Regions from separate parts of the Mus musculus genome. Here region 2 is linked to region 1. A link is a contact called in ENCODE Hi-C or POLR2A ChIA-PET data. All regions are on one chromosome and are shown on one strand. The core of a region is the stretch at or near the end of the contact, and the rest is flanking DNA. Distances in the headings are between cores, read along the strand shown.

Region 1 (6,221 bases), core at 2,500-4,999:
GAGTCCTGTGGGGCTACTTTGAGCTGTCCCCTCACCCTGCCTATTTCTCACGCAGGACTGTCTGGACAGGTCCTTCCGGGCCCAGGTGTTCAGCTGCCCAGCCTGTCGCTTTGAGCTGGACCACAGCTCCCCAACCCGGGTGAACCAGCCCTTGCAGACCATTCTCAACCAGCTCTTCCCTGGCTATGGCAGCGGCCGGTGATGCTGAGACCCAGGCAGAGGGCTCATGGTTCCAACTTCATAGTGTGTTTAGCTTGAAGGTGTTGTCCTTCACGTCTGCCTGTGGCAACTCTTCTGATCTGGTCACCAGTTAACCAGGCATCTATAGGAATCCCATGTTCTGGCTACCAGTTGGACTTCTGTTTTTCATCCCTCCACCCCCTTTCTATAACAAAGCCTGCGATTTATTGTCCAAGAGAAGGAAAAAAATGTTTTTGTTTTTGTTTTTTTTTTTTTGAGATGGGTTTAGAAACCGTTGAGTTTCATACCAGGCCTCATGTCATGCTGGTAGGAGTTCTCCCCACACCAGCTGCCTAGAAACCATCTGCACCCATCTTTGAAAAGCCCAGACATGTCTTCCTGGCAGCTATCTGTGTGCTTCATTCCAGGGGTGGCCCCTGCAGCTGCCCCTCAGACCTTCATAGATGCCCTGGCCCGCGCCATTCACTGACATGATTGCAGAGGGGAGTTGGCTGTGGCCTCAGGCCAGGGGACCAGCTGGGCTGAAGCTGCATGTGCCTTGGGCTGGCCACTTCTTCACTCCCCTCACCACTGAGCATTGGATGTCTACCTTGAAAGCCTGGTTTTCAGAGAGTGCACTGACTGGGTGTCATGGAAGGCAGAGATGTGTTATCAGTTCCATCTCATTTTTAACTCAGCAACAGAATTCTGAGGGTTTCTGTATTATGGGTTTTTTTATTTTTATTTTTTAAAGCGAGATAAATGGGTTTCCTCGATGAATTTCTTTTGTAGTTACAGCCTGTACTGAGGAAGATGTTTTCCTTGGTAGGTTTTGTTTCTTTTGTAACTTTACCAAAGTGTGCAGGTGTGTCTCATGGAAACTAAACCATTTACTACAGGCAGACTGGACAGCACAGTTCTAAGGGTTGTGTTTTGTTTTGTGTGGGGTATTTTTTCCTTGTTAGATTGTTAACATATTGCAATAAAATAAAATTCTGGCCGGGCAGTGGTGGCGCACGTCTTTAATCTCAGCACTTGGGAGGCAGAGGCAGGCGGATTTCTGAGTTCGAGGCCAGCACTTAAAAGGCAGAAGCAGGTAGATCTCTTGAGTTCACGAAGCTAGCCTGGTCTACAAAGAGTTCCAGGATAGCCAGGTCTGTTAACAAGAACCTTGCCTCAAACAAAAACCACTCAAATACAGTGGGGTATGGTTATATTCTCAGCACAAAACATCCAAGGCTGACCTGGAAATCCGAGATCTGCCGGCCTCTTCCTACTGCTACAACTAAGAGCATGGGCCACCCTATCAAAGATGTCAGAAAATTTATGATTAGAAAATTTATTTCAGAAGTTTATTTTAGCAAATCATGAATGTGAGTGGGTACCTGTAAAGGCCACAGGTGTTGGATCCCCTGGGGTTGGAGCTGGAGGTGGTTGTATGCCACTTGACATAGGTGCTGGGATTTGAACTCAGGCCCTCGGGAAGAGCAGTATACAATCTTAACCATTATGCCATCTCTCCAGCTCAAGGCAAGTGTCTATGCCACTGTGTAGACAGTCCTGAGAGCAGAGCAAACTTAACAAAATCCACTCCTGCCGGGCGTGGTGGTGCACGCCTTTAATCCCAGCACTTGGGAGGCAGAGGCAGCCGGATTTCTGAATTCGAGGCCAGCCTGGTCTACAAAGTGAGCTCCAGGACAGCCAGGGCTATATACAGAGAAACCCTGTCTCGAAAAACCAAAAAAAAAAAAAAAAAAAAAAAAAAAAAAAATCCACTCCTAAATTTAAAAATCTACCTGTCCTTCACACAGGTCACCTGCTCTGGAAAATGTGGTGGCAATGACCACATGGGATTCTGTTTCTGAGCACAGAATAGTACAGACATCCTGAAGGATAGAAAACAATTGCTTCCAGGCACTGAGTGCTAACAGGACTGATAGACATTGGAGTGTGTTTGTGTGTGTGTACTTGTATGTGTGCACTTGCACAGGTAGACATGTGCCACCTGTGGAGGTCCGAAGGACAAAGGACTCTTCCTCCACCCTGTGGGTCACACAAGTCATCTGGCTAGAAGGCAAGTTTACTGAGCTGTTTCACCTGAGACAGGGTCTTATGTAGTTGCCCTGGCTGGCCTCCAGCTCAATGTAACTAAAGATGATGGTGTAGTCCAAATTCTGAGTACATGGTGACTGGCGTGGGTGATGGCTGTTCTCTTTACATTGCACAATGAAGAGCAATGGAAACAATTCAAGACTCGTCTAGCTTGGAATAATTTATGTGTAACCTTGAGAGTTAGTGAATTAGCAACAGACTAGGGGGGTAGAACAAATATCTTGGGTGCACAAAGAACCTGCTCTAAGGAGGGTACTTTCCAGATGTTAGATATTAAAGTAGAAGGATTTCTAGTCTACCCCATAAAACAGGAATGTTGTCACCTCTGCTTGCTCAAGTATAGAAGCCGTAATGGTAGTTTGCAAAGCAGGCTCTGGATAAAAGAGCTTGCAGTGAAGCCTAACAACCCAGATGACAAACTCCAGAGTTGCCCTCTGACCTGTAGAGGTATATACCACACATATATACAAAATAATAAAAATTTAAAATTATAAATGCATATTGATGGGGATGATATCAGACCTTAACTAAATGCTCTTGAGTGCAGGGTGACTGGTGTGGTGATGCTGTTCCCTTCACATCGCACAATGAAGAGATGGAAACAATTGTGTGGAGCAGGGGCTTGGACACCTGTAGCTGGAATTTGGGTGCCCAGGCCTCCAATTTGCAATACGCTGAGCTAGAGAGTAGGACCTAGGACATTTTGAGAAGTAGATAATTGAATCCTCTTCCACTGAGTTATTGCAACGCTTTCCATGGGTACAGCTATCAGTTCAAGGTGGGGGGTGGGGTGGACCAAGTCGCGCACGTTTTAGGGAACTCATGAACGTTTGGGGAGGGCAATATGGAACGCTTTTGAGATCCTCTTACCCTAGTTCGGCCTTTTGCAAAGCTGGGCTCAAATTCTGACTCTAGATCTAGAACTACTGGGTTTCGAACCACTGTCTCCGGACCCAGAGCTGATGTTGTGCAGGAAATCACGTACTCAGCAGCCGCCCGATCACAGGGTGGAGTCTGGAGCAGCAAGACAGCGATTGACATTCAGTCGCAACCATTCGGCACCCAGAGACCGGTACCAAACACCAATCCGCGTTTGTCTCAGTAAAGTCTGAGAACGCGCTTGTCAATCTGCGTGAGCTCGGGGCTATCCTACACCCGACCGCAGCCGGATTGGCTGTGTGCATCTTGACGGGCATGCTTCGTACCCACTGAAAGCTGAGCCGGTCACTAGGCACGTGAGTGGGTGCCGGCACGTCCTCGGGGTTGGACCAATGAAGGGAAGAAATCGAGTGCCTGCTCCCGCCCCAGGTCGCGGAGGGCGGGGCCGCTCGGTGTTGATGAGGGGAGGGGTGGAGCTGTCAGCCGCCACCAATCAGCGTGCGGGCGTGGGCTGAATGCCCAATGGCGGCCGAGTAGGAGCCGTCGCCCCGCCCCTCTGAAGCTTCGCCTCCCCGCCCCGGGCTCTTGCTGAGGGCTCGGCCGCGAGCGAGCGAACCATCGAAGGAGCAAAGAGACCGGGCGAAGCTCGGAGCCCAGTGGCCGGGGCGAGCGAGTGAGGGCCGGCGGGGGCGACGCGAGACGGCCGGGCACGCGCCGCTCAGCCTGCTGTCTGCGGCCCGGGCCGCGCGTTGCGCCAGGTGAGTGAGTGTGCGATCCGTGGCGGCGCTCAGCAGCTTCCAGGCCCCTTTGGGGGGCCGCGCGGCCGCCATGCCTGCCCCCACGCCGCACCTTGGGCCGCCGCGCGCACTCCAGGCCGAGGCTTTGGCTGCGGCCTACTCGGCTCCTCAGGGCGGCGGAGTACGCCGCGCTTTTGTCCGTTCGGGCGAAGCTGCTGTTTGTTGATCGACAAAACGATTGTGTGCCTGGGAAAGGAGGGTGTGTTTTTTTGGGGGTGGGTGGGGGGGGTTGACGATGGGGCCGGACAAAGGCGGGGCGGGGGCGGGGCGCCGCGTCCCCTTTCCAGGGCACAAAAGATGACAGCGTGGGTGGCCCGGTCCAGCCATCCCTTCAACAACCCCAAATCCTTAAAAATAAAAAACCCACTCCAAGTCCCTGCTCCCCGCCGCTTGCATTTTGGTTCCCTTTGGTTTGGAGCTGTCCCCTCCAAACACTCACCCATCATGGCCTTGCAAACTTGACCCCCGCATGTCCAGAATCTGTAAATCACCATATAATCTGCATTTTAAAAATGAAAATAAATAGTACACGTATCTGCTATTGCAATGGCAGCCTTTCCACCTCGCTTCTGTACCCTGGTCTCTTTGCTTTCCAGCTCCCTTCTTTCTGTAAGCCATGAAATGTGCAGTTTTCCGCGTGCACACTAGTCCAGGGCATCCCGGCAGACAGGGAAGCTTGGCAAAGCTGGGGACAGCTGGGGGTGGCTTTCCTACTGCCATATCCTGGGGGGTTTTGGGGGTTCTGTTAGGGGTTTCGGTCAGCCAGCTGAGAGTATAAGGGATTCCAGGTTTGCAGATTTGATGCTGTAACTGGTGCGGTTTGGCCATTACGGTTCGGGCATCGCGGTTCCTTGTCCCATCTGTCTGAAAGGGGGGGGGGCGGGGCGGAGGATGGCATCGCTTTAATAATTAACACCTGGGGAAGTGTCTTGCCGGAGTAGTTGCTAGTTTTTTTCAACTATGGAGAGGATGGATCCGGTATGTTTCAAAAAGCAAAAAGAAAGAGTGTATCTTTCCCTGTAACCAAGTGGGATTTGCTCAGCCTGCAGCCTGGTGCCAGCACCTTCATAGGCGCTGAGGATCTTGGTTGCAGAAGGTTGGGGGGTCCGGGATGTCTCTGTGTCCCATTAGTTGTGTATCTGACAGTCCCCAGGCTGGAGACTGCACTGTTCCCCAAACAGCTCCTGCCTCAAAATGGGTTCATTACGTGGGTCTTCAGGGGCTCCTACCACTACCAGGAAAGGGCTAATCACTCTCTTTAATTCTCCAGTAATTGCTGCCTTCAGAGTCACCAAAAGGGCGTGTCTCCAGACTGGGCCAACCTTTTCTTCCCACCCTGCTCTAGCTGTAGTCAGCTTTCTTCTTCCCTTCCTTTTTTCCCCAAGCCTTGTGGGTGTTCTGTATCTAAACTTGTAGGGTCCCTATGCAAGACTCCAGTCAAACTTTTCATCCTCTCCCTAGGAGGGCAGGAAGCCTGACTGTCATGGGGTGTTTTGATGTTTGGGGTGGAAATGTCCTTGTGCCAGGTGCTCCATGTACCTGTGCATATCCAGGCGCACCTGTGAATGTGTGTGTTCTAAGCTGGGATTGTATAGGTCTGATTGACAAATGATTTTCTAATCCTTTCCTCCCGGGGAGAGGGCTGCTGAGGAGATATCATAGTACACTTTGTATCTGGAGACTCAGTTACAGTCTTGTAGATATTTGTCTGTAGCCTGTAGCCTGTCTCCTTCCCTGCCCCAGGGGCCCCTCTGTTTTCCCTGCCTGCCCAGCCCTTACTTAGACTTTCTGTTCTTGCTTCCCACCTCTGCTGGGCCCCTTCTCACATTGTCCTGGGAGCCCCAGCACTAGGTAGCCATCTGTCCCTGTGCTACCTGACACCTGTGGGGAGTCAACAAGCTGTCAGATCACTCAGGGGCCTGGGGCTCCTTGGGAGTGCTGGGAAGAGGCTGATCTGGCTAGCCCAGTATCCATAAGACAGTGAGGTGCTTGGGTATTCGAGTGCATGCGTGTGTGCTCACGCTTGTGGTGTAGAGGTGTGGGCTGTGATGTACTTCCTGATGGTTGTCTCTGGAACTGGAGGTGGGGTGGAGGGTTCAGGGCCTGGTGGCCTTGGGCTTGTCACTTGCTCCAGAAGCAAGATTTAGAGCCACCAGTCTGCCAAAGCCTCCTGGGAACAGGGGACAGGGAGTAGACTATAGCAGATGGCCTGCCTCTGGAGAGACCTGTCACTGCAGGGCCCATGGGGGGCAG
Region 2 (6,221 bases), core at 2,413-4,912, 35 kb after region 1:
GGGGAGGTGAACTCTGTTGGTTCTGGGAGGTCAGGGATGTGTGGGCAGCACTCTGTCGGCCCTGGCTCTTAGCTGCTTTTCCTGTTGTAACAAAATCCTGACAAGAGGAGAAAGGGTTTGCCTGACTCTACTGTCATAAAGGGGAGGAGCTGAATCGGTCACATGACAGGAAGGGGATTCGATGGATGCTGTTGCAGCTCCCTCTCCTCATTTGTGGTCCAGGATCCCAACCCAAGGGATGGTGCAGTCTTCTGTCCTCAGGTAGCACAGTCGAGATAAGCTCACAGGTGATCCTGCAGGCCTGTCTCCTGTGCTTCTCTTCTTTCTCTTCTACAGTTAACCCTGCTTGGACCATGCTCATTGTGGGCCCCTCTGGGGTGGTTGAGCTACACACTTACACCGAATTCTAACTCCCAATATCCCTGTCTGTGTCCTCAACCCCCAGTGTGGCCCCCTAGCCTCTGGTGACATCGTCCTCTGTGTAGACCTGTCCAGCCATGTGACTCCTCCCATGGTGCTCTGCTCCCACCTCTGTGGAGGGCAGCTATGGTAGCTGACACTTGGGGCTCAGGGATCCCATGAGAAGTGATGTGGCAGTGGCAAGGACCTGTTCCTCGTGATTTACGCAGGGCCAGTGACACCCACAGATCTAAACCAAATCAATGGCTACTCCTGCTGCAAGTCACTATATGTGTGCAGCTGTTGCCTGCCTAAGCAGGTGTGGTTGAGTGTATTTGTGTGTGAGAATATAAGCAGGATGTCCCACTCCTGGTGACCACTAGATGGCACTCCCACCTTTCTGAGTGAGGCAACTGTTCCCACTGGCTTCCTGGCTGCAGTTAGCAGGCTCCTTGACTGTGCCTTTCTCCAGGTAGGAAGCCTGTTGTATTTTATACAAAAAGGAGAGCCAGGATGTGTTTTGTAGAGCACAGTAGAGGTGGGAGGGGTGCCTCTGGGCCCATACTGAAACATCTCTTCTTTCTAAAGTACCAGCCATATAGGTAGAGTGAGGAATAGGGGTTATTTAGGGCATAGGAAGGGAATTTGAGAAGGGAGTAGAGTCAGAGAAAGACAGAGAAGAGAGAGGGGAGGAAGGAAGGGAGGGAGAAAGAGAGAGAGAAGAAGAGGAGGAAGAAGAAGAAGAGGAAGAGGAGGAAGAGGAGAAAGAAGAAGAAGAGGAGAAAGAAGAAGAGGAGAAAGAAGAAGAAGAGGAGGAAGAGGAGAAAGAGGAGAGAGAGGAGAGGGAGAGAAGAAGAGAAGAGGTTGGCCAGGAACACGGGGAGAGAGAAAGAAAGGGGTCAGGGAGAAAAGATAGTCAGAGAGATCAAGAAGAGACCACACAACCCCTTTTATAGGAAGCCAGGCTACTTGGCTGTTGCCAGGTGACTGTTGGGCAAAGCCTAGAAGGAATGCTAACAGAGCCTATGACAGTTCCTAGTATGGGCACCACCAAAGTCCAGCGTGGTGCCATGAGTTTTATTGGGGTCACTGACAGGCATATGCATGAGGGGTCACCTACTGGAGCAGAAATGACTCACAGACAGCTGCATCACCAAGGCCTGAGTGACAGCTCAGAAAGCTGAGAACCTGATGCTCACCGCACAGCCTGCAGGGAGGATGTCAGGATGCAGACTGTCCTTTCCAGTGCCTCAGTTGGTCTGAGCATCTTCCAGGCAGACTGGTTTCCTGAGCTCAGCTTTATTAGTGCTCACTCTGACAGGGAGGGGCCAAGTGAAGCTGGTTGGTTTCAGGGACTTCCTGAAGCTGTTTTTAGTTGCTTACCTTCCTGTTTAAAATGCATCTCTGCAAAATGGAATGCTTTACTCTCAGAGGGAACTGTTGCAACCCCTCCTCCATCAGATCCTCTAGTCCAGTCTATGTTTTGTGTTCTGGTTCAGCACCATACTGGGTTTTGGATACATGAGGATATCTGCAGGTTGCAGTATTTTCTGAAGGTTCTCTGCATCTGTTGCAGCTTTGACTGGTGTGATTTGAGGGTCAAGGAATCTGAAGGTGGGGGTGTGTGCTGCCCTGGGCAGGTTCTGTCTAGTCTTCCAGAAGCTGCCCCTGCAGGTGGCACTTGAAGGAGCGGTGGGCTCTCATGCTCTCTATAGAAAGCTGTTCTTGCACTGGGGTCTCTGGAGGAGTGGGCACACTGTACAGCTGTTATAAGGCTTCCAAGGACAGTGCCTTGTATGGGAAATGAGGAGGCCTGTATTTGAAGGTCTCCCAGTCGTGCTTCCCCCTCCACCCTGTGTAATCTGCTATGACCACTATGGTTAGTCAGACCCTTTAGCCTAGCCTAGGGAAGGTAGCCTACATCAATTGCCCTCTAAGACCCCAAAGGACGGCTGGATCTGCTGGAGAGCTGCCCTGGCTTGGATCTCTATCAGCTGGTATGGCACTGGCTTCTGAGTGCCTTGCAGCCCCCATACTGAGGGAGCAAAGATGGTTCTTGTGCCCTACCCTAACTCTCTGCACCTGTGAGGGTGGTTCCTTCCAGTTGTCAGCTGAGCTGCCAGATCCCTCTGATGATGAAGCCAGCAGGAGGCAGCGCAGCTTGGAGTGGTTGTCTCTTATCTGGCTCACATTGCTGGTCCCTCCCTTGTCCTGCCTCTACTGTGTGGTAGACACCTGGGAGGTGGATGCTTTCCATGTGCCAAGTATTCCCTGCAGTGCTTTGGAAAGGCAGATGCCCCACAATGTCTGAGTTGAACTGATGTGTGCAAGTCTGTGAGCTGCTGCTGTCCCTGCTCTGACCTGAAGCCAGTGACTGTGATGGTCTCTTGGTGTGGGGACATCACCACTGGGGGGGTGGGAGTGGGGATGGGGGACTTCTTCATGGTCCCTGCACTGCCACTCTGTCCTCTCTAGAGCACCTGGCCATGGTGCTTGTCCTCAGTTGTCCTTGGGGTTTATGAGATTGCAGAGCTCTCTATAGAAGGAACCTCCTCCAAGGGTGACATTTGTCCCAGGTAGCTGCCCTGTGCTGTAGAGCCTAACAACAGGCTCTGTGGCTGTGTTGCTAATGCACCAAGTATGGCTGTGGCAGGATCTTTCTCTACCCAGTCCACATCTCAATGATGGCCTTGGCCTCTGTCCCAAGGATGCAATCACTCCATGTCCCCTGACCTATGTTGTCTCCGACATTGCAAGCATGTGAAGTCAGTCCACAGGCTACTGTGTGTTCCCTCCCTCAGGACTAGAAGCCAGGAGACCCCAAATGTAAGGTGATTGAGAGCCAGCCAGGGGCATTCTCCAGCTGGACTCAAAGCTCTGTCCTGTGGGGCTTGGCTCTCCAGCCATCGCAACCACTTGGTCCAGACACACAGAAGCTAGCAAGGGACAATTGTGTTATTCCTGGCCCAGTACCCCTTGCTGCCTTGTCATTGGGCCCTTGGCCTCACTCTGGCCACAGCTGCTCTGTCACCCTAATGCCATGGTTCTGGCCTTCCGCTTGTTGAGACTGCTGTACATCTCAGCCACCACTGCAGCCAGATAAGTAACTGAGGCTTGTGACGTGCCTGAGCTTGAACTGGGGCATTGGGCCCCTGGCATGCAAGATGAGCCCTGTGTCATTAGCCACCACGATGCTCTGATGATGACGGGCAATTTCAGGGAATCTGGTGCACACGGCAGGGTGCAGCTCTGAGTCACAGCCTGTGCCCATTAGCTCGATGAGCCGTCCTGCTTTGTCCTTTCCACAACCAGGCCTGCCGAAGACTTGGCTGTGGCAGGCCCTGCCTCGCAGCTGTGTTCCCAGGATCTGAGGGTCAGAGCAGCCAGCACACCATTTGCATGTTGGGGCTCATACAGGGTCCCACTTGACTCTCCCCTGCCTTTCTGTCTTCACTTAAAGAGTTTGCTTCTGGGCTGCAGAGCTCTGTAAGCAATGCTGAGCAGGAAGCCTTCTGTATTCTTTGCCTGAATCAGGGCTGTTAGCCTGCAGCAGTTTGTGAGGAGCCCCTCCCCACCCCACAGACTTGGGGAATTGGAGCTGAGTTGGGCTCTTGAGCCAAACGGTGAGCTGGGGTGGTGGCCCGTAGCTCTTTCTCTTTGGTTTTTATATGGCCTACTTTTTTTGGTTGGGGATTCCTCTCCCTTCCACCACCCTTTTCCTCCCCCTCTCTGTCTCCTTTCTTCTCTCCTTTCTTCCTCTCTCCTCTGTCTTCCTCTCCCTGCCCCCTCCCCTCCCTTTTTGTCTTCCTCTTCCTCTCTCTGTCTACTTCTTTTACTTTCTGTCTTCTTCCTCCTCTTTGTCCTCTTCCTCCTTGTCTCTGTCCTCTTCCTCCCTCTTCCTGTTCCTCCCTCTTTTACCTGATAGTGCAGGTGGATCTGTCTATGGTGAGCCAGCACTGCAGCTTTCCCAGGAGTGGACCATGCGCTATGCAGAGTTTTCAGTGTCTTACACAGTCCTCCTAGCTCCTCTGGGCAGCCTGTTATCTGACTTCCCACTTTCCTTCTTGCTCGCTGGCCTTGGTGATGTGGAGTATAGTGTCTGTGGTCCCTCCATCACAGACTGGCCATGCTAATGCTGACCTTGACTGTGTGGCTCAGGTCGTCTCCTGGGTATTCTCTCCCAGCAGGGCATTCTTTAATGTCTGCCACACTGTACTTTGAGGTGAAATAAACTCTAAAATTAAATGTTTTAATTCTCAGAGAAGTCAAGAGAGGAAGAAGCAGGGTGGCCCTGTGCTAGGCCGACAGTTGGACCCAACACTGTCTCTTTTTCAGGGTGCCTGGTTCCTTTCCTTCTTCCTGGAGAGGAATCACAGATGGAGCGTGGGCTCTGTGGTATCTGTGTGCCTGGGGCTCTGTGGCTCAGAAGTGGAGTGTATGAACCCTTTGGGCTCTCTAGGCAGCCTACAGTAGCCCCTTGCCTTCAGGCTGTGTGGGAACACCCTTGCTTTCTGCAGCCCTGACCTTGGAGGGGCCATCTCCTGATGAGGCCAGACTCACCCCAATGAGTTTTTAATAATGACTTATTTTTATTTTATGTGCATTGGTGTTTTGCCTGCATATGTGTCTGTCCAATCCCTGGAACTGGAGTGAGCTGTCATATGGGTGCTGGGAATTGAATCTAGGTACTTTGGAAGATTAGCCAGTGCTCTTAACTACTGGGCCATCTCTTTATCCCTGAGCCACTGAATTCTTTGCAGGCTCCCGGTAGGCCATGGAACCCCCTCTTTCTTACTGTGGAACGAAGGATGGGGGCCTAGGTGTGTGTTCATGTGTACTCTCCATGTGTGCGGTGAACTGCTGTGCTCTGCAGGAGCCCTTGAAGTCCCATTGCCCTCTCTGCACACAGTGCTGCTGTCCTGGCTTGAGGACTTGAGCTACCCCATTTGTCTTTGAACTCCATACACTCCATGTCCCTGGGCTGCGTGGCCTGGGAAAGGCCATTGCTGAACTTTGTATAAACGGTTCAGTCTTCTCTCCAACCATATGTAAAAGCTTGATTGGCATACTTCCTGTTGGGAATTCACCTTTGCAGGCTGTCTCAGGCTCAGTCACCTGCTGGTGACTTTTGGGATGTCCACATATAGGTCACACCTCTTTCAGGTGGACAGACCTCAGAGAGACCTGGGTGACCACAGGCCTGCTGTCCATGCTGCCTACCATGCAGGCCACAGTGTATAGCACATAGGTCCTGGAAGTGTCTCCTGTCTCCACCCATATTCTCTTTGTTCTGAGCAGCCCCCCTCCTTGTTCTCAGAGGACCTGCCCCTAATTCTTTGTTTTTAAGTTTGAACACAGTGATTGGGCAGAATCCTGAGCCTGGCTTAGGAGACCACTGACACAGGGTTACTGCATCAGACTGTGAGTCCAGGCTGATGGCTGTGTACAGGACTCCTGTTGTCTGGGACATGGTCCAGGGTATTGGAAGCCTCTGCATGTCCACAGCTCCAAGTCCAAAATGGTGCCTTTTCTGTACCCCACTCATGTCCACCACTAGGCCCTTACTAGCTCTGCACCATCACCAGGACCTGCCTCTCGGATTCTCTCCTGTGAACCTTTCCCAGACTTTGGGCAGTGCAGAGTAGGTGACATTTAAGTTTTGGTCTTTGTCCTTCACTAAAAATCCATGGGGGTGGGGGTGGGGGTGGGGGTGGGGTGGGGGTGGGGCCCCACACCTCATCTGAGCATGCAGCCTCTGCCTCATCTGAGATTGTTGGACACAAATGTGACAGTGTCTAACCTCTTCCCTGGGTCCCCAGGGA

Evidence for each region. Hi-C counts contacts between places; a loop is a spot of excess contacts on that map. ChIA-PET counts read pairs that join two places held with the same protein, here RNA polymerase II (POLR2A).
Region 2: POLR2A ChIA-PET joins it to region 1 with 12 read pairs in Patski. The contact joins the enhancer-like site here to the promoter of Kdm4b in region 1. A Hi-C loop is called at or near these places in 1 of 37 maps with a recorded cell type or tissue (regulatory T cell). POLR2A ChIA-PET finds 5 or more read pairs at or near these places in 3 of 5 experiments (Patski and embryonic stem cell).

What each region holds. Positions count from the first base shown.
Region 1 is chr17:56,322,301-56,328,521 of GRCm38, forward strand. Kdm4b (lysine (K)-specific demethylase 4B) reads left to right here and starts at 3,750. Exons shown (of 23, transcript NM_172132.3): 1 at 3,750-3,929. Uhrf1 (ubiquitin-like, containing PHD and RING finger domains, 1) reads left to right here. Exons shown (of 17, transcript NM_010931.3): 17 at 56-1,186. The coding sequence ends at 202.
Region 2 is chr17:56,356,962-56,363,182 of GRCm38, forward strand. All of the region lies in intron 5 of Kdm4b (lysine (K)-specific demethylase 4B), which reads left to right. Among named protein-coding and RNA genes, the nearest start is that of Gm32715, 29 kb to the right of the region's middle. Within about 2 kb of position 3,663, at least 1 of the 3 ENCODE cell types and tissues checked has a DNase peak (open chromatin) inside an H3K27ac peak, as active enhancers do.